Regions from separate parts of the Homo sapiens genome. Here region 1 is linked to region 2. A link is an interaction called in ENCODE POLR2A ChIA-PET data of the cell type or tissue named here. Cell type or tissue: Panc1. All regions are shown on one strand. Links, peaks and the distances in the headings refer to the core of each region. The heading gives the core; the rest is flanking DNA. Region 1 overlaps CDH23 (cadherin related 23). Region 2 holds the start of LINC03139 (long intergenic non-protein coding RNA 3139).

Region 1 (8,000 bases), core at 1-8,000, 270 kb after region 2:
TCCCAGGTGGGGAGCCAGCAGGAGAAGCAGAGAGTTCACAGGAAGCTGTCAGGAGAGGCTGATGCCCAGAGGAGGAAGCAGTTTGGATTTTTGTCTGGCTCTGAGGAGCTCCTGCAGGGGTTGGGCTGGAGGCAGGAAAGCCTGCTGGTGACGAGGGCATGGACTGGGTGATGGCAGAGAGAAAAGGGGCAATAACAAGGGCTGACGTTTCTTGTGGGCCCGCTGCGTGGCAGACGAGGTGCTCAGCACTTCATGTGAGTTGGTCAGCTACTCCTCAAGGCCTCCTCCTGTGAGGGCATCGTCATTATTCCACTCTTAGCTTTTAAAATTCTTTTTATTTATTTTTTATTTTTAGAGACAGGATCTCACCCTGTCACCCAGCCTGGAGTGCAGTGGCACAATCAGCTCATTGCAGCCTCAAACTCCTGGGCTCAAGGGATCCTCCTGCCTCAGCCTCCCATGTTGCTTAGATTACAGGCATGAGCCACCATGCCTGGCCTTCCATTATTATTGTTATTCCCATTTTACAGGTGAGAAAACAGAGGCACAGAGAGATTAAATGATTTGCCTGAAGTCACACCACTGGCCAGTCACAGAGCCAGGATTCCAGGCCAGCCTGTCTGCCTCTAGAGACTACAGGCTTAGTCCACATGCTGCTTGCCCCTGAGAGATGGGGAAGATGCGTGCTTCTGCCTGTTGACCAAGCGCTTCACATGTTTGTTCACATGCACGACCTCACTGGATCCACAAAATACCGTGTGAAGCCAGCACTGCTACCCATTTATCAGATGAGGAAACTGAGGCACTGTCAGGTGAAGTGACATGTCCAAGGATACATGGTTACTAAGTGACCATGCTGGGATTAGAACCTGGGTCTTTTGGGTCTCACATAGCCCTCATGGCTGCCATGGGCCTTGCCTCTCCTGTGTGGGACTGGTGCTCCCTCAGCCCTGGGGCCCGGAGTCTGGCCAGGAGGTGAGCAAGGTGAGGAAAAGGAGAGCAGGAAAAGGAGGCCCCCCCTGCTGCCTGCTTGGCACCCGGTTACCTCCGGGGCCTGGGGCAGGTAGGCCCAAACACCCATGCTTCCCTTCAACTGGGGTCTCTCCTTGGGCTAAGAGTGGGAGCCAAGGTGCCCCAGGTCCCCCAGCCTGTGCCTCCCAGAGGGCTGGCTGTCTGTTCTGCCTGTCACTGGGCAGGGCCCACATAACTCACCCGAGGCTTGGCACTCAAGAGAGGTCAGGGCACAGGGAGATTTACAGCCCCGATAAAGCCATCTCAGTCTGTGCATAAGCAGTGTTTGATATTTGATGATCTGAAAGGCCTTGTCCCAGGGAAGGAGGGGGAGGGAGGAAGGAGTGGGAGAGACACTTAAGAAAACAAAGAGGACGGTGATCAGACGCCCAAGGAGAAGAAAGCCCATGGCAGGAGGAGGGGGCACGCGCTGTCTGTCATCCTGGACGTGTTGTCACCCCCTCCTCTGGCTCCAATCCAGCAATGGGACATGGGAAAGATGGGCCCAGGGATGAAGCTTCTCGGGAAGTGGGGACACCAGAGACCACCTATCTACCACTGGGCCTGTCCGTACCAGGTATGGGGTGGGTCATACCCCCAGGGAGCCCACCGTCTAATGGGGAAGATTGGTCATCTTCGGGGAAGGACAAGGCACATGTATGAGGAAGCCGACTGGAGAACTCATAAAGGAGTGGATGTGAATTTAAGAGACTGGTTTCATCATTTGGGGCTTGTGGACATTCTGAGATTCAGTTTCCTCTTTGGAGGTGAGAATACCTTCCCCTCTCACAGGGCTGTTTAGAGGTTCAGTGAGATAAGGAATCTGAAGATGCTTTACAAACTGTAAAGTGCTGAACCCATGTCAGGATGCGTCAAAGATGGTGAACTGGGTGCCTGGGGCAGGTGGAGCTGTGCAGTGCCACAGACTGGATGACGTTAAGCAGGAAAGATGGGCAGAGCGGGGCAGGGTGGGGTGCAATGGCAGTGACAGGTGCACCCTGAAGTTTGTGGGACAAAGAGGGTTGGTGCCCCTGAAACTTCCCTCCAAATCCTACTGCCCAGGGTCCAGCCTCCCCCTCCAACTGCCATCTGTTCAGTCCTTTGTCTTGCATCACTGAGATCATGTGGAAGCAGTGTGGGCCTCAGAGGGTACTGAGTTCAAATCCTAGCTCCACTACTTCTAGCTATGTGGCTTTGGGCAAGTGACTTTGCCTTTGAGCCTCAGTTTCCTCACTTGCCAAAGAGGGACACTGACAGACTCTGCCTCCTGGGGCTGCTGGGAGAACAGAGCTGGTACAGAGCGGCTCTCACTGATTGTCCGAGCCCTCTCCATCTTCCCTGCCATCTTTCCTCCATGAACACTAATCCTGACAGTGCCACGGCTGCCCCTGCCCTCCCGCCCCAAGTGCTGCAAGTTCCAGAGTGAATGACTTTCAAATCTGTGGAAGGAGAACCCATCACACACACCTTGAGCCGGGTAATTTATGAATCAAATTGTGCTCCGTCAGGACTCTGCAGCCCAGAAATAGATGTGGTCGGACGAGGTTCAGGGAGCCAGCCTCAGACACAGTTATCTTCATAGAAACTGGCCACCAGCTGGCTGAACCAGCCCGAATGACCGACCTTGAGGGGTCCCCTGGGGGCTGCAGAGCCCCCCCCCCTCCGCCGCCCACCCAGCCCAGGCCCTGCTCCAATGCCTGAAGGGAGAACAGAGATCTGCCTGGGGCTCAGAAGACAGCTGTGACCCTGGGCCAGTCACTTCACTTCTCTGGGCCTCAGGGTTTTCTCCTGTTTAAAAAAGAGGGGGCTTTTCCATGGCAGTGGTTTTTCAAATGTCTTTGTTTCAGTAGCAGATTCTTGTATCAGACAAAATTTCACACAGAGCTCCAGTATAGAAAACAGCCAAAATCAGAGCTAGTTGCCCTGGCTGAAGCAGATGACGGGGTGTGGAGTCCAGCACACCCAGCACCCCGTTACCCTCCAAGGGGGCCCTGAGGGATGGGGTTCAGGGAATCTGGAGATTCCCAGGACGTTTTCAGTTTTAAGATGCCATGGGAGATCTGATCTTTTTGAAAGGGCAGATATTGCAGTGGCTAGGACCAGGGTTCGAACCTCAGCATTACTTCTCACTAGCTGTGTGACCGTGGGCAAGTTATCTACCCTCTCTGGGCTTGCGTTTCTTTAACCATAAAAAGGGGAGGAGTAATTCTTATCTTATAGGGCTGATGTGAGGATAAAAGCAGGTAATAATCCTACTTAGTTCAGCACAGTGTCCAGCACATCACAGATGCTCAACAAATGTTAGACCTCATTGATTAGTAAACTGAGGATAGAGGTGAAAAAGTCATAAGGCTTGTAAGTGGTCGCACTGAGATTTGAAGCCATGGCCTTTAATGCCAATGCCTATATTCCTTCTCCTACTCCTCCCTAGAAACAATGCTTCTAGAAGGCTCCACCAGAAAGGATGCAGATTGTGCCAGGCCCAGTTTCCTAATGTTGGAGGGTTTTCCGGCATTTGGTCAGTGACTCAGAGTATAACATCAAAGCAGATGATTCTGGTCAGGGCATGACTGAAGGAAAAAAACTACAGATTTGGTTAAGCACAAACCCACTCAGCAATGTGGAAAACATCAAACATCTTGGGTTCGAGTGAGTATGAGTCAGAGTCATCATATTTATGAGAAAAGATGGCAAATTTGTCCTACAGAGTCAGAGCCCCCAGTCTGAAAACAGAAAGGCCAGGGTTTCCCCAGGAACTCTGATACCATGGGGTATAGGAAAGGTCAACTTTTAAAAGCTCTGTGGTCTGCCGGGCATGGTGGCTCAAGCCTGTAATCCCAGCACTTTGGGAGGCCGAGGCGTGTGGATCACAAGGTCAGGAGATCGAGACCATTGCGGCTAACACGGTGAAATCTTGTCTCGACTGAAAATACAAAAAATTAGCTGGGCGTGGTGGTGCGTGTCCGTAGTCCCAGCTACTCAGGAGGCTGAGGCAGGAGAATCGCTTGAACCCGGGAGGCAGAGGTTGCAGTGAGCTGAGATAGTGCCACTGCACTCCAGCCTGGTGACAGAGTGACACTCCGTCTCAAAAAAAAAAAAAAAAAAAAAGTTCTGCGGTCAAACAAATCTGGGAAATGCTCAACAGACATCTTCACTGCTGGACTTGTCAGAGCCTTTAATGTGCTCATGGGCATTGTGATTTGCCAGCACAAGGAAATTGTGATGCAGTGTCTCTCTAACTTATTTGACCACAGAGCCCTTTTTGCAAAGCTTATCTCCTAAAGCATCAGTGGGCCAACCCACTGAAGAAATTGAAGGTGTGGCCGGGTACGGTCGCTCACGCCTGTAATCCCAGCACTTTGGGAGGCCAAGGCAGGTGGATCAACTGAGGTCAGGAGTTTGAGACCAGCCTGGCCAACATGGTAAAACCCTGTCTCTACTAAAAGTACAAAATTAGCCGGGTGTAGTAGCACACATCTGTAATTTTAGCTGCTCGGGAGGCTGAGGCAGGAGATTTGCTTGAACCTGGGAGGCGGAGGTTGCAGTAAGCCGAGATCGCATCATTGCACTCCAGCCTGGGCAACAAGAGTGAAACTCTGTCTCACCAAAAAAAAAAAAAAAAAAAAAAAAAAGGAAAGACATTGAAGGTGTAAATGGGACTATTCCCACAGTTTCCCTCCAGTGGAGTCTCTGAGCATACAAGTTAGATGTGTCAAGTGTCAGAGGTGGAAAATGGAAAGATGCTTAAAGCCTAGCAGGTTCCAACTTTTCCTTCATCCCCTGGAGAAGTGAGAATCAGAGATGAGAAGTAACTTGGTCAACAACACACAGCACGTTAGAAGCAGAACTGGCACCAGATGGGTGGACCAGAAGTCTGGCTCAAGTCTGGACTCCTGTCCAGGCCACAGGTCAGATGTGGCTCTCTGGTCTGCTTTGAGAAGCTTTGGGGACCACACATAAAAGTTTTACTATGGAAAATTTCAAAGAAACACAAATGTAGAGACAAGAGCACAATGAAGCTCTCGGTACCATCACCCAGATGCAACAATCATCAAAATTTTGCCAATCTTATCTTAAAATCACCCCCCACAACACTACCAATTTTTCACGGTGTTAACAGAGGAAATCCCAGTTCATCTTTACATACTGTATGCATCTCTCATAAGGACTTTCAAAAATGCAACAAAACATGCCATTTTCACCCTAAATAAAATAAATGATTCCTCAATGTCACCTAAGACACAGTCCACATTCAAGTCAGGGATGCCATTTTTGAAGCCAACGTCAGGATCAGAGGTTTTTACCTTTTCTGCTCAGCGCTCACAGAACAGGCCTCTGAGATGATTGAAATCAAAGAAAAGGTGCCTTCAACAATAGCTGCAATGTTCCCTTTCTTAAACAAGAACAAAAAGAAGAGCAAAAAAGATCCAAAGCAAATATGGCAAAATGTCAACAAATGTTATCAGGGTGGTGAATACATGGGGGTGTGCTGTGTTGGTTTCTGTACTTTTCTAAATATTTAATATTTCACATTTGCCAGTGAACTTGGCCCTGCTTCTCTGACAAAGGCCAGGGGTCCCGGGCTGGGATGTGGGGTGGAGTGTGGGGTGGGGTGGGTGGTTGGCCATTTCATCCCGGCAGCCTGCCTCCAGAATGCCCTCATCCTCCCAGCTGGAGGCTCAGCCCCAGATGTCATATTATGTCCCAAGCCCTTGGCCCAGTGCCCCACACCAAGTAGGCGTTCAGAGAATGCTTGATGAATGAGCCCAGCCAGATAGGGAGGGATGTCCCAAGACGCTCCCATCCCTTGGCTCACACAGGCAGAAACTTCTGCTGAGCAAGCGAGAAACAGGAAAAAGAGAGACGTCCTTGCCTTTTCGACCAGGGAGGAGGCTCCACAACCCAAATCTTTCCAAAGCCTCTGGCCGCTTTTTTGAAAAAGAGAAGTCACAGGAGCGACTTTTGGGTCTTTCCCACTGGGCCACCCTACAGATGCGTGGCCTGGTGTCCTTCTCAATTACATGGGTTCCTGGCCCTGCCTCCTTCCCCATCAGCTGTTCTGGGTTACAGACCCCTAGTCTGTCGGCAGGAGGGAAGGCAGGCTCTCTGGGAAGTGCTCCAAAGCAGTGGATACCCTATAGCACTCCCACTCCAAACTCTGGGCATAGGCCCTCCTGGAGAGGGCCCGGAGCAAAGGGTCCTGCTACAGACAGATGGCGTCACTTGGGGTGTTTGCAAGCTTGAGACTCAGCACTCATAGAAAAGAGGAAGTAACCTCTTTGCTTGTGGAGGAAGCTCTTGGCACTGCTCCTGGCACCAAGCAGAGCCTCAGAGCCCAAACACTGTCCCCAGCCTAGGCCAGAACAGAGGGCAGCCTTTGATCTTCAGCTCCCTCTACAAACCTCTGCCCAGATGTACTCACTCTCCCTCCCAGCACTAAACCCCAAGCAAGGTCAGCTGTGGCCTCCCCAGCCTACAGGCTCCCGTCGGAAGATGACTTACGGCTTTAATTACGAAAGGCCGGGTGGAGCCTCAGGAAGGAGCCAGCCCCACCATGCTTGGTCCCTGTCGACGTGGAGCTGCCAAGTTGGCAAGGCTGGTACTGGTGCCTGCCTACACATTGCCACACCAACCCCTACTCTCTGTGCTATGGCCAGGCCCTCCCCTCCCTTCCCAGTTGCCCACAGCCTGGGCCTACCCCGCCTTTGAGGGTGGGGGTGGGGCGGGATCATGGATACAACAGAGTACACACTCTGTTAGAAGAGAGGCTCTGAGGGCGACAGTTTTGTCTGTCCTGTTCATGGCCATATCCCCAGCAGTGAGTACGAGAGGTGCCTGATAAATATTTATGAATTATCAAATAAGTCCAAAGTCCTGTATTGCAAAGGTGGACAATGGTAGCCATTAAACTGTCTAGCAAGCTAAAGGCAGAGCCAATAGACCAGAAGCAACTACCCTGACCCCCAGGGCCACACCTCTCCTTCCTCACTGCTTGGTGGATGAGCTGCCAGGTCCTGCCAATCCCTACTGCCCTCCTGCACTGAAAGGAGCCTCCTTGGGAGGTAGGTTCCAAGGACCACCACAGCAGGCTCTGAGGAGCCCCTGCCCCTGTCCTTGACAGCCCTGTACCTGTGGCAGCTTCAGGGCGGATGAGGTGGGGAGTGGGGAGGGAGAAGTAATGGTGAGGACAGCTGGGGCAGAGTAGCCCCAAGAGCCAGGTGGGAAACAGTCCCTTTCTCAAGCTCTGGGCCTCTGCTTTCTCATCTTGGGGCTTGGAAAGGCTCAACTGGATGATATCCGGGTCCCTGTGGCCTGTGACAGGTGAGGTCCATGAAACCAGCCCCATGTTGGGAGAAAGACGGAGACCAGCTAGGGGACAGAGGAGGTGGCGATGCCTGCTCTGCTCCCCACCCTCCCGGCCCCAGGACTGCCATCGGTTCCTGCCCAGGCCTGGGTTATCAATCTCCTTCCACCTGGAGAACTCCCCTAAATGAAATTCCTGTTGGCGTGGGGCCTATGATATAACAAGTCAGTCACTTTGCCTGGGAAATGAAAGATGATGAGGCAGAGTTCCCAGGACAGAGGCGACCTCCATAAATCTGCCAGAGTGTGCTGGGGATTACTTTGTGGGATTAATTATCTGTCCTTCAAACAAAGACCTGACCTCAGTGGCCCAATGTCCCCAACCTGGGAGGGAGGAAGGGAGTGCCGGGCAGCGGGGAGGTGGGGACCGGGGCTGGGAGGCAGGCCCTGGGGCGGGCTGGGCAAGGGGCATTGTGGAGTGCCAGTTCAGCACTTCACTCCTCCTGTAAGATCCTACGTGCTCCCCCCTGCCCAACACGGCAAGTCCACCTGGCTTCCAGCACTTTCTGCAACTTGGCCCTTTGTGACCTATCCAACAACTTTGTGACCCATTCCCATCTGCTTCTCATGTCTGTCCAGAGCAACCCTACCCTCAGCTCCTCTCCTGGTTACCCCTCATGCTGCCA
Region 2 (16,915 bases), core at 3,681-11,680:
AACACAGTGAAACCCTGTCTCTGCTAAAAATACAAAAAATTAGCCGGGCATGGTGGTGGGCACCTGTAGTCCCAGCTACTCGGGAGGCTGAGGCAGGAGAATGGCATGAACTTGGGAGGTGGAGCTTGCAGTGAGCCAAGATCGCGCCACTGCACTCCAGGCTGGAGGACAGAGTGAGACTCCATCTCAAAAAAAAAAAAAAAAGAGAAGAAAAGAAAAAGGAAAGAACAAAAATAGCCAGGTGTGGTGCTGTGCCTGTAGTCCCAGCTACTTGAGAGGCTGAGGCAGGAGGATCTCTTGAGCCCAGGATGTTGAGGCTGCAGTTAGCTATGATCGTGCCACTGCACTCCAGACTGCATGACAGAGTGAGACCCTGTCTCAAAAAAAGAAAAGAACAAGCATTACAGGGGCTGGGGGTAAGGGGGATGGGGATGGGACGTTATCGTTTAATGGGTACAGAGTTTCTGCTTTGCAAGATAAAGCGAGTTCTGGAGATGGGTGGTGGTGACTTTGCACAGCACAATGCGTGTATTTCATACCACTGAACTGTACACTTAACAAACAGTGAAGCTGGCAAATTTTATGTTATATATATTTTACTACAATTTTAAAAGCTGGGGGAAGAATTGCAAATTTTGGCTGCACAGCCTTTACATCAGAGGAGATGGCCCAGGTGCAGCCATGTGCGGTGGCTGCGGAGGCAACAGTGAAGATGACAATGATTGCTGACATTTAAGAAGTCCCCAGAGACAGCAGGGATAATGAGTAGGAAAAAACTCTGAGGGCAGGGGCTATGTCATACCCTCCTCTCCATACCCAGCACCAAGCCCATAGAGTGCAGTGGCGGGCTCTCAGCCACAGCGGCTGAGGAAGTGGTTGCGTCTGCATCGGCCTGCAGTGGACTGCCGGGGCAGGAAGAAGAACTAGCTTGTCTTTCACGGAGTCTTGTGTCCTTAAACCCAGATAAAGCGGCCTAGAGACAGTGAGAGAACAATGAGGGTTGTTGCAGACTAAAGCCGGGCCCTGGGCAATGTTTGGCCTCTGCCTGGGCCTCGGGCCCCACCCCCCATGTCCCCGGGCCCCACCCCCCAGGTCCCCGGGCCCCACCCCCCAGGTCCCCTTCCAGAACTTCACCAGTCTTGCCGGCCTCTCAGAGAGTCAGCCAACCCCTGAGGCCTTTCGGGGACTGATAACGCTCACCTTTGGCTCAGACTGAATCCAAACACTTCACCTCTTTTTCTTCACAGAGCCCCATCCTCCAAAGGACCCTGTTCCAGCTTGTGACAAACCCAGAGGCAATCCTGGTCATCCGGAGGAGGAGGTGTCTGTGCCGTTGCTTGGAGCTGACTGTAGGCCTAGAGGCACAGGATTATACAGGATTGTAAGAGAATTGTATTTTTCTTCCTTGCATTTTTCGGTGTTTTCTAAATTTTTTCAATGAGTATCCTTTTGAGAATCATTAAAAAAGAATACATTTTACTTGACAAGGTATATAAATACATGGGTTAAGATATTAAAATAGAAAGAGTAAGGATTGCTTGCACGTTACAGAGTCTGGGATTTGGAGCTCAGTGCCTGGCACTGAGGGGATCAAAGTGCCAGGTGCTCAAAGTGTTCGTTGAATGAGAGGCGGGGGTGGGGGTAATGGGTGGTGAGACTGCTACCCTGTCCCTCCTCCCTCACCACATCAATGTCTGTGAAGCATTTCTAGAGGATCTACTGTGCAATGGAACCCTGGGAGCCAGGGGTGACTGGGGAGGCAGCAGGTGCAGGTGCTGGTAATGCCGTGCCATTGGGAGCCCCACTGGGGGTCCTCCATGAATCACAGGGGACCCATACCCAGGATACTGAGGAAGCTTCCAGAAAAAAAGAGTGATGCTGGCCCTGGATTGTGAGGATGGGCAGGGGTTTTTTGGAGTGGGAGAAGGGTACAGGTGTTCCAGGTCATCAGTCCAAGTTCCTTCACTCCTTCATTATTTACTTGCTCAGTCATTTCACAAACAACCTTTTTTAAAATAATTAGACAGGGGTCTCACTATGTTGCACAGGCTGGTCTCTCACTCCTGGGCTCTGGCGGTCCTCCCGCCTTGGCCTCTGAAAGCGCTGGGATTGCAGGTGTGAGCCACCATGCCCAGCCTCACAAACATTTATCTGCAGTCCAAACTGGATCCAAACTCTCCTCACCGCACCTCTGTTTCTGGAGAATGCTTCCAGGGCGCCTAGAATATACCAGGTCCTGACCTAGTGACTAGAGATACAGCTGCCACTCATAAATAAACATATGCTAGCATGGCAAGAAGAAAAGATGGCAGGATGGCAGAGAGAAAGCTGCTAGGGAGCAGATGCAGAATGAATATCTGGAGCAGGAGCAAAGGGCAAGAGCCTCCAGACTGGGGGGAAACGACCTGGGCATGCTCAAAGGCAAAAGAGGCCACTGGAGATGTGTGAACAGCAAATGGTGTGATCTGATTGGGATCGTAAAGGATCACTTCCACACAACAGTGATCACACTTTGTCCACAGGCACCCTTTAAAAAACCCCTTTCAAATTTTTTTTTTTTTTTTTTGAGATGGACTCTCACTCTGTCACCCAGGCTGGAGTGCAATGGCACGACCTCGGCTCACTGCAACCTCCACTTCCCAGGTTCAAGCGATTCTCCTGCCTTAGCCTCCTGAGTAAGTGGGATTACAGGCACCTGCCACCATACCCGGCTAATCGTTATAGTTGCAGTAGAGACGGGGGTTTCACCATGTTGGCCAGGCTGGTCTCGAACTCCTGACCTCAGGTGATCCGCCCTCCTTGGCCTCCCAAAGTGCTGGGATTACAGGCATGAGCAAATGTGCCTGGCCCCTTTGAAATTTTTATCATTAGCCTAAACTTGCAAATGATGCATTTGGTGGTTTGCTGTAGACTGTATATCATCTTTAAATATTTTTTCCGCTCCCGCTCCCGCTCCCTCTCCCTCTCCCTCTCCCCACGGTCTCCCTCTCCCTTTCTTTCCACAGTCTCCCTCTGATGCCGAGCCGAAGCTGGATGGTACTGCTGCCATCTCGGCTCACTGCAACCTCCCTGCCTGATTCTCCTGCCTCAGCCTGCCGAGTGCCTGCGATTGCAGGCGCGCGCCGCCACGCCTGACTGGTTTTCGTATTTTTTTGGTGAAGACAGGGTTTCGCTGTGTTGGCCGGGCTGGTCTCCAGCTCCTAACCGCGAGTGATCCGCCAGCCTCGGCCTCCCGAGGTGCCGGGATTGCAGATGGAGTCTCGTTCACTCAGTGCTCAACGGTGCCCAGGCTGGAGTGCAGTGGCGTGATCTCGGCTTGCTACAACCTCCACCTCCCAGCCGCCTGCCTTGGCCTCCCAAAGTGCCGAGATTGCAGCCTCTGCCCGGCCGCCACCCCGTCTGGGAAGTGAGGAGCGTCTCTGCCTGGCCGCCCATCGTCGGGGATGTGAGGAGCCCCTCTGCCTGGCTGCCCAGTCTGGAAAGTGAGGAGCGTCTCTGCCTGGCCGCCATCCCATCTAGGAAGTGAGGAGCGCCTCTTCCCGGCCGCCATCACATCTGGGAAGTGAGGAGCGTCTCTGCCCGGCCGCCCATTGTCTGAGATGTGGGGAGCACCTCTGCCCTGACGCCCCGTCTGGGATGTGAGGAGCGTCTCTGCCCGGCCGCCCCGTCTGAGAAGTGAGGAGACCCTCTGCCTGGCAACCGCCCCGTCTGAGAAGTGAGGAGCCCCTCCGCCCAGCAGCCACCCCGTCTGGGAAGTGAGGAGCGTCTCCGCCCGGCAGCCACCTCGTCCGGGAGGGAGGTGGGGGGGTCAGCCCCCCGCCCGGCCAGCCGCCCCGTCTGGGAGGGAGGTGGGGGGGTCAGCCCCCCGCCCGGCCAGCCGCCCCGTCTGGGAGGGAGGTGGGGGGGTCAGCCCCCCGCCTGGCCAGCCGCCCCGTCCGGGAGGTGAGGGGCGCCTCTGCCCGGCCGCCCCTACTGGGAAGTGAGGAGCCCCTCTGCCCGGCCACCACCCGGTCTGGGAGGTGTACCCAACAGCTCATTGAGAACGGGCCATGATGACAATGGCGGTTTTGTGGAATAGAAAGGGGGGAAAGGTGGGGAAAAGATTGAGAAATCGGATGGTTGCCGTGTCTGTGTAGAAAGAGGTAGACATGGGAGACTTTTCATTTTGTTCTGTACTAAGAAAAATTCTTCTGCCTTGGGATCCTGTTGATCTGTGACCTTACCCCCAACCCTGTGCTCTCTGAAACATGTGCTGTATCCACTCAGGGTTGAATGGATTAAGGGCGGTGCAAGTTGTGCTTTGTTAAACAGATGCTTGAAGGCAGCATGCTCCTTAAGAGTCATCACCACTCCCTAATCGCAAGTACCCAGGGACACAAACACTGCGGAAGGCCGCAGGGTCCTCTGCCTAGGAAAACCAGAGACCTTTGTTCACGTGTTTATCTGCTGACCTTCCCTCCACTATTGTCCTCTGACCCTGCCAAATCCCCCTCTGCGAGAAACACCCAAGAATGATCAATAAAAAAAAATAAATAAATAAAAATAAATAAATAAATAAATATTTTTTCCACACAAAACTGGGGCTACACATTTAGTCCCTTTAAGAAGAATGCCTGCCACATCACGCCCCATCAACACAGTCAAGCAAGACAAGACTTTCTTTCTGTCAGAAAACCCTGGCTTCATGTTTGAAATTCAAATAAGGGTGTGGCCCCATGACAACGTTCTCACTTCTGAGCCTTATCTGGGCCAAAGGAGTGTGACCCTGGTTCCTGCCCTCATAGTGTGCTGAGAACAGGCTCTGCCTCCAGGTACCTCTCTAACTACCTACTGGGGGTAGGAGGTTGTTCACAGGGCACTGCCCCATGGAAGGCCCAGTTGGGCGGGAGTTGTGCCTTTCTTGTGTGAGGTGGCAGGATACCAAGAAAGGGGACACGGGGGGCTGGGCCCGGTGGCTCACGCTTGTAATCCCAGCACTTTAGGAGGCCAAGGCGGGTGGATCACGAGGTCAGGAGATCGAGACCATCCTGGCTAACACGGTGAAACCCCATCTCTCCTAAAAATACAGAAAATTAGCCGGACGTGGTGGCAGGTGCCTGTAGTCCTAGCTACTCGGGAGGCTGAGGCAGGAGAATGGTGTGAACCCGGGAGGCAGAGCTTGCAATGAGCAGAGATCGCGCCACTGCACTCCAGCCTGGGCGACAGAGCAAGACTACATCTCAAACAAAAAAAAAAAAAGAAAGAAAGAAAGGGGACACGGGGAAGCCAGACAGGAGGATGGCAGCCACATGACATTGCTGTGCATCCAGGATTTGAGCGTGGATAGCTCTGAGGGAGAGTTGTGTGGGATCTGCACCCAGGCTCCATGCTCTGACATGGAGGATGAAGAGTGGGGAAAAGAGAAGGATCCCGGATACCACTTAGAGGCCACTGAGGCCACCTGGGAGATGATGGTGGCCTGGACTGGGGTAGTAGTAGTGGAAGTGCTGAGAGCAGGTTTAGTTCAGGAAATATTTGCCTTCTCCCTGGGTTCTGGAGCCTGGCACGCTTATTTGCAAAGGGGACCTCCCCACCCACAGGGGCTGCAGGATTAGGAAGCCACACACAAACAAAGCCACACACCAGTCCAGGGCAAGGAACAATTTTTACAATCCAGTATAACAAGCTTCCAGGCTGTGTGCACACCTTCCAGATAGGCAGGGGGTTTGCAGATGAAAGGGAACCGGTGGCACAGCGCACACTGAGCTGAGAGTTGGGAACCTGGGTTTGAGTCTCTGATCTTCTCGGGGGGTAACCTTGGGCAAGGCCCTTGGCCTTTCAGAGCTGTGTGCTCCCCGTTGGGACAGTAAGGACAGTCATCTAGACCTTTCAGCTTTGAGGGTTTCAGTTCTAGTTTCCTGGGTCATGCTGGCTGTGTGCTCTCACTCCTTCTAGGGCTGTGGTTTTGCAGGCCTGGGACTTGGGCCCTTCTTTCTCATCAGGTATGGGACCCAAGCACAGTGGGTCCTCAACCGCCGGCTCACTGACTCTTCAACCCATCATGATGCTCAGAGATAGCAGTGGCTGGGTGACCAGATGTCCCTGGCCATGCTCAAAAGTGTCCTGGTGAGGATGATAAATTAGACACAAGTGGGCATGGTGGCTCACACCTGTAATCCCAGCACTTTGGGAGGCCTAGACGGGTGGATCATCTGAAATCAGGAGTTTGAGACCAGCCTGGCCAACATGGTGAAACCCTATCTCAGGCCGGGCGTGGTGGCTCATGCCTGTAATCCCAGCACTTTGGGAGGCCGAGGCAGGTGGATCACGAGGTCAGGAGTTTGGGACCAGCCTGGGCTGCATGGTGAAACCCCATCTCTACTAAAAAAATACAAAAAATTAGCCGGGCATGGTGGTGCGCACTTGTAATCCCAGCTACTTGGGAGGCTGAGGCAGGAGAATCGCTTGGATCGGGAGGCGGAGGTTGCAGTGAGCCAAGACTGGATCATGCCACTGCACTCCAGCCTGGGTGAGAGGGCGAAATTCCTTCTAAAAAAAAAAAAAAAAGAAAAGAAATCCATCTATACTAAAAATACAAAAATTAGCTGGAAGTGGTTGCACACCTGTAACCCCAACTACTCAGGAGGCTGACGCAGGAGAATTGCTTGAACCTGGGAGGCGAATGTTGCAGTGAGCCGAGATCGCGCCATTGCACTCCAGCCTGGGCAACAGGGCCAGACTCTGTCTCAAAAAAAAAAAAAAAAAAATTAGATGGTCACCTTTCCACTATAGGTTGTAGGACCCACCAACAACCTAAGATCACTTCCATCTCTGAAGGCCCAAGGGAGGCCAGAATCTGGCAGTCACCCTGAGTGGGGAGGGAAACAGAGAATAATGTGGAATCAGCTGAGTCACGGGGTCCAGCCGCATCCCCAGAAGGTGCCTTCTGGGACCTGCCCTGACCTGGAAAATTAAGCCTTTTCTAGAAATACAAGCTGCTACTGGCCTGGAGGAGGGTGGCACACATCAGTTTCTAGCCCTGCTATGTGGCCTTGTCCCTGTAACTCCTAGAACAAAGCTTAATAAACCCTCCTCGTCTTTCCTTGGGCAAGGCTTCTGAGGCCTCAGTGATTACATGAAATCCCAAGTTAATTTTTTAAGCAGATTATCTCTATGGCCAAAGACCAAAACAGTGGAAAAAGCCTTGCCCAGGGAGTCAGAAACTTGGGGGTTTTGTCCCAGCTCTAGCCTCTTGCTGGGTGACCTTGGGGGAGCCTCTTGATCCCTCTGGGCCTCAGTTTCTCTTCCTGTAAAAGGAGGCCATTGGACTAGGGTGCTCTCTGAGGGACTGCAAGCTCTATTTTATTTATTTATTTATTTATTTATTTATTTATTTATTTATTTATTTATTGAGATGGAGTCTTGCTCTGTTTCCCAGGCTGGAGTGCAGTGGCACCATCTCGGCTCAGCCTCCTGTGTTCAAGCAATTCTCCCGCTGCAGCCTCCCGGGTTCAAGCAATTCTCCCACCTCAGCCTCCCGAGTAGCTGGGATTACAGGCGCCCACCATCATGCCTGGCTAATTTTTATATTTTTAGTAGAGATGGGGTTTCACCATGTTGGCCAGGCTGGTCTCCAACTCCTGACCTCAAGTGATCCACCCACCACAGCCTCCCAAAGTGCTGGGATTATAGGCGTGAGCCACTGTGTCATGCCTATTTATTTATTTTAGAGACAGAGTCTTGCTCTGTCACCTAGGCTGGAGTGCAGTGGCATGTTCATGGCTCCCTGTAGCCTCAACCTCCTGGGCTCAAGTGATCCTCCCACCTCAGCCTCCCAAGCAGCTAAGACCACATGCCCACAACACCACACCCAGCTAATTTTGTGTATTTTTTGAGATGGGGTTTCGCCATGCTGCCGAGGCTGGTCTTGAACTCCTGGGCTCAAGTGACCCTCCCGCCTCAGCCCCCCAAAGTGTTGGGATTATAGGTGTGAACCACCGTGCCCTGCCAAATCAAATAATCAAATATTTTCTTGGCTTTACCTTTTTTTTTTTTTTTTGGAGACAGTCTTGCTCTGTTGCCCAGGCTGGAGTGCAATGGGGCGATCTTAGTTCACTGCAGCCTCCACCTTAGCTTTACTTCTGTATCTGTCCCAGCTGTGTTCTCTCAGTAGAGCTCATGAATCACTTCTGGTTTGGATCTGCCTGATTCATGAGTCATCATTTGCTCAAATAAACTTTCTACACCGGGCGCAGTGGTTCACGCCTGTAATCCCAGCACTTCAGGAGGCCGAGGCAGGTGGATCATTTGAGGTCAGGAGTTGGAAACCAGCCTGACCAACATGGTGAAACCCTGTCTCCACTGAAACAAAAACAAAAACAAAAACAAAAATTAGCCGGCGGTAGTGGCGCATGCCTGTAATCCCAGCTACTCGGGAGGCTGAGGCAGGAGAATTGCTTGAGCCTGGGAGGCAGAGGTTGCAGTGAGCCAAGATCGTGCCACTGTACTCCAGTCTGGGCAACAGAGTGAGACCCTGTCTTTAAATAAATAAATAAATAAAATAAAATATGAATAAATAAACCTTCTAATTTTATTGTGCCTCAGTTTACTTTTAAATGTGTTATTGAGAACTTACAGAGTGCTGGCATGGTTAAGGGTTTTTTGCTTTGTTTTTGCAGATTTTCATTAATTTAATTAGATTAATGAGTATTAACATTTACTTAATTTAAATTTTTTAGGTTAAATTTTTAATTTAATTTTATATTATTTTACTTAATGTTTAAAGTGAAAATAGTTGTAATTACTTATAGTTACTTAAAATTAGTATTTAATATTAACTTTTTCCTTTTTTTTTTTCTGGGATGGAATCTTGCTCTGTCGCCCAGGCTGGAGAGCAGAGGCGCGATCTTGGCTCACTGCAATCTCCGCCTCCTGGGTTCAAGCGATTCTCCTGCCTCAGCCTCCCGAGTACCTAGGACTGCAGGTGCCTGCCACTACTTCCAGCTAATTTTTGTATTTTTAGTAGAGACGGGGTTTCACCATATTGGCCAGGCTGGTTTCAAACTTCTGACCTTGTGATCCGCCCGCCTCGACCTCTCAAAGTGCTGGGATACTTTTTCCTTTTTTTTTTTCTTCTTAAGAAACTGGGTCTCCCACTGTTGCTCAAGCTGGAGTGCAGTAACATGATTATAGCTCTCTCCCTCTCCCTCTCCCTCTCCCTCCTCTCCCTCCTCTCCCTCCTCTCCCTCCTCTCCCTCCTCTCCCTCTCTTTCCACGGTCTCCCTCTGATGCAGAGCTGAAGCTGGACTGTACTGCTGCCATCTCGGCTCACTGCAACCTCCCTGCCTGATTCTCCTGCCTCAGCCTGCCGAGTGCCTGCGATTGCAGGCGCGCGCCGCCACGCCTGACTGGTTTTCGTATTTTTTTGGTGGAGACGGGGTTTTGCTGTGTTGGCCGGGCTGGTCTCCAGCTCCTAACCACGAGTGATCCACCAGCCTCGGCTTCCCGAGGTGCTGGGATTGCAGACGGAGTCTCGTTCACTCAGTGCTCAATGGTGCCCAGGCTGGAGTGCAGTGGCGTGATCTCGGCTCGCTACAACCTCCACCTCCCAGCAGCCTGCCTTGGCCTCCCAAAGTGCTGAGATTGCAGCCTCTGCCCGGCCGCCACCCCATCTGGGAAGTGAGGAGCGTCTCTGCCTGGCCGCCATCCCATCTAGGAAGTGAGGAGCGTCTCTGCCCGGCCGCCCATCGTCTGAGATGTGGGGAGCGCCTCTGCCCTGCTGCCCCGTCTGGGATGTGAGGAGCGTCTCTGCCCGGCCACCCCGTCTGAGAAGTGAGGAGCCCCTCCGCCCGGCAGCCGCACCGTCTGAGAAGTGAGGAGTCCCTCCCTCCGGCAGCCACCCCGTCTGGGAAGTGAGGAGCGTCTCCGCCAGGCCAGCCGCCCCGTCTGGGAGGGAGGTGGGGGTCAGCCCCCCGCCCGGCCAGCCGCCCCGTCCGGGAGGGAGGTGGGGGAGTCAGCCCCCCGCCCGGCCAGCCGCCCCGTCCGGGAGGGAGGTAGGGAGGGTCAGCCCCCTGCCCGGCCAGCCGCCCCATCCGGGAGGTGAGGGGCGCCTCTGCCCGGCCGCCCCTACTGGGAAGTGAGGAGCCCCTCTGCCCGGCCAGCCGCCCCGTCCGGGAGGGAGGTGGGGGGGTCAGCCCCCCGCCCGGCCAGCTGCCCCGTCTGGGAGGGAGGTGGGGGGGTCAGCCCCCCGCCCGGCCAGCCTCCCCGTCCGGGAGGGAGGTGGGGGGATCAGCCCCCCGCCCGGCCAGCCGCCCCGTCCGGGAGGTGAGGGGCGCCTCTGCCCGGCCGCCCCTACTGGGAAGTGAGGAGCCCCTCTGCCCGGCCAGCCGCCCCGTCCGGGAGGGAGGTGGGGGGGGTCAGCCATCCGTCCGGCCAGCCGCCCCATCCGGGAGGTGAGGGGCGCCTCTGCCCGGCCGCCCCTACTGGGAAGTGAGGAGCCCCTCTGCCCGGCCACCACCCCGTCTGGGAGGTGTACCCAACAGCTCATTGAGAATGGGCCATGATGACAATGGCGGTTTTGTGGAATAGAAAGGGGGGAAAGGTGGGGAAAAGATTGAGAAATCGGATGGTTGCCGTGTCTGTGTAGAAAGAGGTAGACATGGGAGACTTTTCATTTTGTGCTGTACTAAGAAAAATTCTTCTTCCTTGGGATCCTGTTGATCTGTGACCTTGCCCCCAACCCTGTGCTCTCTGAAACATGTGCTGTGTCCACTCAGGGTTGAATGGATTAAGGGTGGTGCAAGATGTGCTTTGTTAAACAGATGCTTGAAGGCAGCATGCTCCTTAAGAGTCATCACCACTCCCTAATCTCAAGTACCCAGGGACACAAACACTGCGGAAGGCCGCAGGGTCCTCTGCCTAGGAAAACCAGAGACCTCTGTTCACTTGTTTATCTGCTGACCTTCCCTCCACTATTGTCCTGTGACCCTGCCAAATCCCCCTCTGCGAGAAACACCCAAGAATGATCAATAAAAAAAAAAAAGAAAAAAAAAACATGATTATAGCTCCTTGCTGCCTTGAACTCCTGAGCTCAAGCAATCCGCTTCTCCCAGCTCATCCTCTTTTAACAGGTGTTGGTATCTCGGAGTGACGGTCTCCTTTGCCCTGCCCTGTGCTTGCCACACCAGAGCCACCATAATTTTTTGCTAACTTTCTGGAAGTGATGACATTTGGCATGGAGTCAAATGCCTGTGGCTCAGCATGTGACCCCGCTGAATCACATGGCTCACATAGGGTGTTCTGGGTGACCCAGACAATTCTGAGGAGGACTGAGCCCTGTGGCTTGGCATTCACTGAATCACATGACCTAAGCAGCTGCAGGCTGTGGCTTGCAGTGTGCATCCTCAAGGCTGTGACCCCAGGTGGGGCCCGAAGGCCCCAGGAGGGAGTGGAAGGGGCTGTGTTTACCCTGGGGAGGGTGGGTGCTGGCAATATCTCCTGCTGGGCCCTTGGACAACGTCAAGCCTTGCTTAAGGTGAGTGAAGGCCACCTCCCTTTGATAGGTCTCACAACATGCAGGAGATCAGGTTTTTAGTTATCCAAAGAAGAAAGGGTTTTCCCCGAAGGGAAAAATATTTTTACTTGTCTCTTTTCCGCTTTTCCGCATTTTCTCAGTTACTGATAGTGAACAAATATTGTAGTCGCCCTTATCTTCAGGGGATACTTTCCCAGAGCCCCAGTAGATGCCTGAGACCTAAGTGATAGTATCGAACCCTATATATGTTCTGCTTTTTCTATACATACACACCTGTGATAAAAGTTGAATTCATAAGTCAGGCACAGTAACGGATTAACAACAATAAATAAGTAGAACAATTATAACAATGTGCTGTAATAAAGTTAGGTCAGCATGCTCTCTCTCTCTCTCTCTCTCAAAATGTCTTAGTATTTTTGGAACTTAGTTGACCACAGGTAACTGAAACTGCAGAAAGCAAAACCTTGGATAAGCAAGGGGGACTACTGTACTGCCTTGGTAATCAGAAAATAAACCTTGTTATCATTATTTTCATGTCTTTTTCTTTCTTTCTTTTTTATTTTATTTATTTATTTATTTTTTTGAGACGGAGTTTCGCTCTTGTTGCCCAGGCTGGAGTGCAGTGGTGCGATCTCGGCTCACCACAACCTCCACCTCCTGGGTTCAAGAGATCCTCCTGCCTCAGCCTCCCTAGTAGCTGGGATTACAGGCATGCACCACCATGCCTGGCTAATTTTGTATTTTTAGTACAGACGAGGTTTCTCCATGTTGGTCAGACTGGTCTCCATCTCCTGACCTCAGGTGATCCACCCGCCTTGGCCTCCCAAAGCGCTGGGATTATAGGCGTGAGCCACTGTGCCTGGCCACTTATTATTTTGAGACAGGGTCTCACCCTGTCACCCAGGTTGGAGTGCAGTGGTGTCTCCCACTGCACTCCACCACCCAGTACCTCCCTGGACTCAAGTGATCCTCCTGCCTCAGCCTCCTGAGTAGCTGGAACTACAGGCACTTGCCACCATGCCCGGATAATTTTTTGTAGAGATGGAGTTTCGCTACGTTGCCCAGGCTGGTCTCGAACTCCTGGGCTCAAATGATCCACCTGCCTTGGCCTACCAAAGTGCTGGGATCTGGGATTAGATGTGTGAGTCACTGTGCCTGGCTACATGATTATTTTTTAATGCCATTCCTGAGACCATCAGCATTTACCACACTGCTCATCTCAGGATTTTTTTTAAGGGGTCCAGTACTGGGTGGTGGGAAGGAACATCAACTTCATGTCTGTAATCCCAGTACTTTGGGAGGCTGAGGGGGGCAGATTACTTGAGGTCAGGAGTTCGAGACCAGCCTGGGCATCGTGGCAAAACCCCGTCTCTACTAAAAATACAAACATTAGCCAGGCGTGGTGGTTCACACCTGTGCTCCCAGCTACTCAGGAGGCTGAGGCAGGAGAATTGCTTGAACCCTGGAGACAGAGATTGCAGTGAGCCAAGATGGCACCACTGCACTCCCGCCTGGGTGACAGAGCAAGACTCTGTCTCAAAAAAAAAAAAAAAAAAAAAAAGTGGAAAGCCCTGCCCCACCATTTTCTAGCGGTGTGTCCTTGGGCAAGCCACTTAGCTTCCCTGAGCCCCAAGTTCCTTATAAGATGGGACTAGTAATAACAACAGTTAACCTTATTGTGGGCTTAACGTGTGCCAGGCACTGTTCTGCCCAGTTGACATGTATTCAATCAGTCTGTCCCAACTACTCCGTTAGAAAGGTACTATTTTGGCCTCATTTTATAGATGGGGAAACTGAGGCACAGAGAAGGTAAATATTCTGCCCGGGTCACTCAGCTAGTCCATGGTGGAGATGGGATATGAGTCCAGACTGTCTGACCATGAGGCCTGGAAGAGCCTGCCCACTTATTCACACTGGACCCATGGGGTCGGTGAAGTTTAAATGAGGTGGAGCACATGGAGGGCACAGAGTCCCGCACACAGTAGGGTTCCAACCCTTGCCCTCACTCCTTCCAGGGCCAGAGAGAGCCCATGCAAATGGCCAGCATCATCTGGGACACCTACCACCAGAAGCACTGGCCTCCAGGGCCACTGTGCTACCATGGAGTGGGGCCTGGATGACCCGTACCCTGGCTCCCACAGTCACATTGGTGATGGGGACAGCGCAACCGGAGGGGCGCAGTGCCTTGCCCAAAGTCCCATAGCTTGGTTGTGATGAGTGTGGACTAGGAACCAGCTCAGACTCCTATCAGGGCCTTTTCTGTAGACCACAGCCTCTGAGTCCAGGAACAGCTCCCGCTGGGATGCAGGGGACAGGCTCTGACATCTTGGGTCTGGGTGTTGTCAGACACTGGCTCAGCAGCTGGGCAGGCGGGGGAGGGGATGGGGGGATGCTGGGAACACCTGGACTGTGGGCAGATGAGGGGAAGCAAGAGCCCAGCCCACAGTCAGCACAGCACGCTCCTCAGCAACTGCTGTTGGCAGGGTTGGTGGCAGTGGACTGAGGGTCTCTCTCCTCCCCCAGCATTGACATCACTCCAGCCTCGGCAGCCCCCTTGTCCTGCTACCAGCACTGGGGTGAGGCAACCATGGGGATGGGGCTGCCAGGTAACTACACTTGTGGGGGCTTGTGGAGCAGATATAGGCCCATGGCGGGGGTGGGGCTGGGAGAGGGGAGGTTGGAGAACAAAGGTCCCCTGGGATGCACAGGCTCTGGGATAGTTTCCCCACTTTCTTTCTCCATTAAGAAACCCTCCTCCCCTTCTTAATAAATAAAAGGGAAAGAACTTCCCCCAACACCATCATTCACCTGCAGCCTCCTCCGCCTGTTGTTCCTGCTGATGGCATCCTGACCAGCACACAGCAGGCCCAGTGCCAGGTGCATTTCCTCCCTGCCCTCCTCTCATTTTCACAACAGCCTAGGCCCAGGGGCTGTCCACCTTCTGAATGAGGACACCAAGGGTTGGTGCCCAGCAGGATCTCACAGTTGGTACAGCTAAGGGATAGAGCGGGATTTGGACCTTAGCGTCTCCTCCTCTGGACACTTTCAAGCTAGATTGCTTAAGAGAAATATTTTATTGCCTCTTTTTTTAAAAAAAAGAAGATGAAGATGAAGACGAAGAAGAAGAAGAAGAAGGAGAAGGAGGCCAGGCATGGTGACTCATGCCTATAATCACAGCACTGTGGGAGACTGTGGTGGGTGAATCAGTTGGGGTCAGAAGTTCGAGACCAGCCTGGCCAACATGATGAAACCCCATCTCTACTAAAAATACAAAAAAAAAAAAAAAAAAAAAAAATTAGCCGGGCTTGGTGGCATGCACCTGCAGTCCCAGCTGAGGCAGGAAAATCACTTGAATCCAGGAGGTGGAGGTTTTAGTGAGCCGAGACCTCACCACTGCGCTCCAGCCTGGGTGACAGAGCAAGGCTCCATCTCAAAAAAAAATAAAAATAGCTGGGTGCGGTGGCTCACGCCTGTAATCCCAGCACTTTGGGAGGCTGAAGCAGGCGGATCACCTGAGGTTGAGAGTTCGAGACCAGCCTGAGCAACATGGAGAAAACCCATCTCTACTAAAAATACAAAATTAGCCAGCCGTGGTGGTGCATGCCTGTAATCCCAGCTACTCGTGAGGCTGAGGCAGGAGAATTGCTTGAACCCGGGAGGCGGAGGTTGTGGTGAGCCAAGATTGCGCCACTGCACTCCAGCCTGGGCAATAAGAGCAAAACTCCATCTCAAAAAAATTTAAAAAAAAATGTTATTTGGGTGTGGTGGCACACACCTGTGGTTCCAGCTATTTGGGAGGCTGAGGCAGGAGGATCATGTGAACCCAGGAGGTCGAGGCTGTAATGTGCCATGATTGTGCCACTGCACTACAGCCTAGGCAACAGAGAGAGACCTTGTCTCAGAAAGAAGAAGAAAATTTTTTTATTGCGTTATAATTTATATACCATGCAATTCACACATTTAAAGTGTACAACTGGGGCCAGGCATGGTGGCTCACACCTGTAATCCCAGCACTTTGGGAGGCCGAGGTGGAGGGATCACTAGAGGTCAGGAGTTCGCCACCAGCCTGGCCAACATGGTGAAACCCTATCTCTATTAAAAATACAAAAATTAACTGGGTGTGGTGGCACATGTGGTGTAGTCCCTGCTACTCGGGAGGCTGAGGCAGGAGAATCACTTGAACCTGGGAGGCGAAGGTTGCAGTGAGCCTAGATCGTGCCACTGCACTCCAGCCTGGGTGAGAGAGCGAGACTCCGTCTCGGGGAAAAAAAAAGTGTACAATTTGCTGCGTGAGGTGGCTCATGCCTGTAATCCTGGCACTTTGGGAGGCCGAGGTGGGCTGATCGCTTGAGGACAGGAGTTTGAATCCAGCCTGGGCAACATAGCGAGACCTCATCTCTATTTATTATATAAATAAATAAATAAAGTGTACAAATCTGCCAGGCACAGTGGCTCATGCCTGTAATCTCAGCACTTTGGGAGGCTGAAGTGGGAGGATCCCTTGAGCCCGGGAATTCAAGACCAACCTGAGCAACATTGTGAGACCCTATCTTTACAAAAAATAAGACATTAGCTGGGTATGGTGATGTACACCAGTAGTCCCAGCTCCTCAGGAGGCTGAGGTGGGAGGATTGTTGAATTAATGTTTCAGTGGACGGATTTGATCTCAAACCAGGTTTATGCCCTTAAAGGCACAATGATTCCTTCGGTGGGCACAGCTCCTCCCAGTTGCCAGACTACGTCCATGTTCGTAATGCACGTACTGAAGTATGGGGAGGTGAAGTTCTCCCCAGAGGTGACTCAGCCAGCAAGAAGCAGATCAAGGAGGAGATTCCAGGTCCCTGACATGAAAGCCAGTCCTCTCTCTATAAGCAAAGCTCTCAGGTTTGGGTTGGGTGTTGGGTTCCTGGGTGAGGTAATTCGAACTCAGAGTAGTACTCAGTCAAACTCCTAATAAGATAAAGAAACTCTGAAGACAGGATCATAACTTATAATGGAAATCTCCAGAAAACCTAAAGATTCAGAGGCCCTAATTCCAGCCCACTTGTGTCCAAGGTCATTTAAGACACAAACGTCCAGCCTGAGCCAAGCGTGTTCTCAGTCCACTGCCCTGAGGATTAGGATAGGTGTCATTGTGGAGGCCAGGGGCCAATTGGGAAGTGTCTTCATAGGGTGTCACAATCTTGATGAAGACACTGGGGTCCAAGGATCTTGGTTTACCTGGCCCAAAGAAAAGGTTAAGGTTTTCAGGGTGAGGCTCCTGAAGAAACTTACAAGAGTCTGATACATAAACCAGATTAAGTCCTTAAGACTAAGCTGACCCCAGGGGACAGCTCTGTCACCTTAACAGATTTATCTGCACAGCTGAGCAGTACACTGCACCTCTGAGATCAGACTGGTCAG

The links. ChIA-PET counts read pairs that join two places held together with the same protein. Peaks named below come from ENCODE experiments on the same cell type or tissue, not always from the same donor. Only the 100,000 strongest peaks of a DNase experiment are listed, where the experiment ranks them.
Region 1: POLR2A ChIA-PET joins it to region 2 with 8 read pairs; 2 of 35 experiments call an interaction of 5 or more read pairs at or near these places.

Annotation. Positions count from the first base shown.
Region 1 is chr10:71,596,634-71,604,633 of GRCh38, reverse strand. The region is part of intron 9 of CDH23 (cadherin related 23); the gene reads right to left. Among named protein-coding and RNA genes, the nearest start is that of CDH23-AS1, 89 kb to the right of the region's middle. In Panc1, for the core only: no CTCF peak of the experiment used is centred there; no DNase peak of the experiment used is centred there.
Region 2 is chr10:71,862,771-71,879,685 of GRCh38, reverse strand. LINC03139 (long intergenic non-protein coding RNA 3139) reads right to left here and starts at 1,599. Exons shown (of 2, transcript XR_007062186.1): 1 at 1,201-1,599; 2 at 579-973. RefSeq lists enhancers at 2,809-3,689, 5,998-6,067. In Panc1, for the core only: no CTCF peak of the experiment used is centred there; DNase peaks (open chromatin) are centred at 8,195 and 11,225; H3K4me3 peaks cover 199 bases; H3K27ac peaks cover 4,740 bases.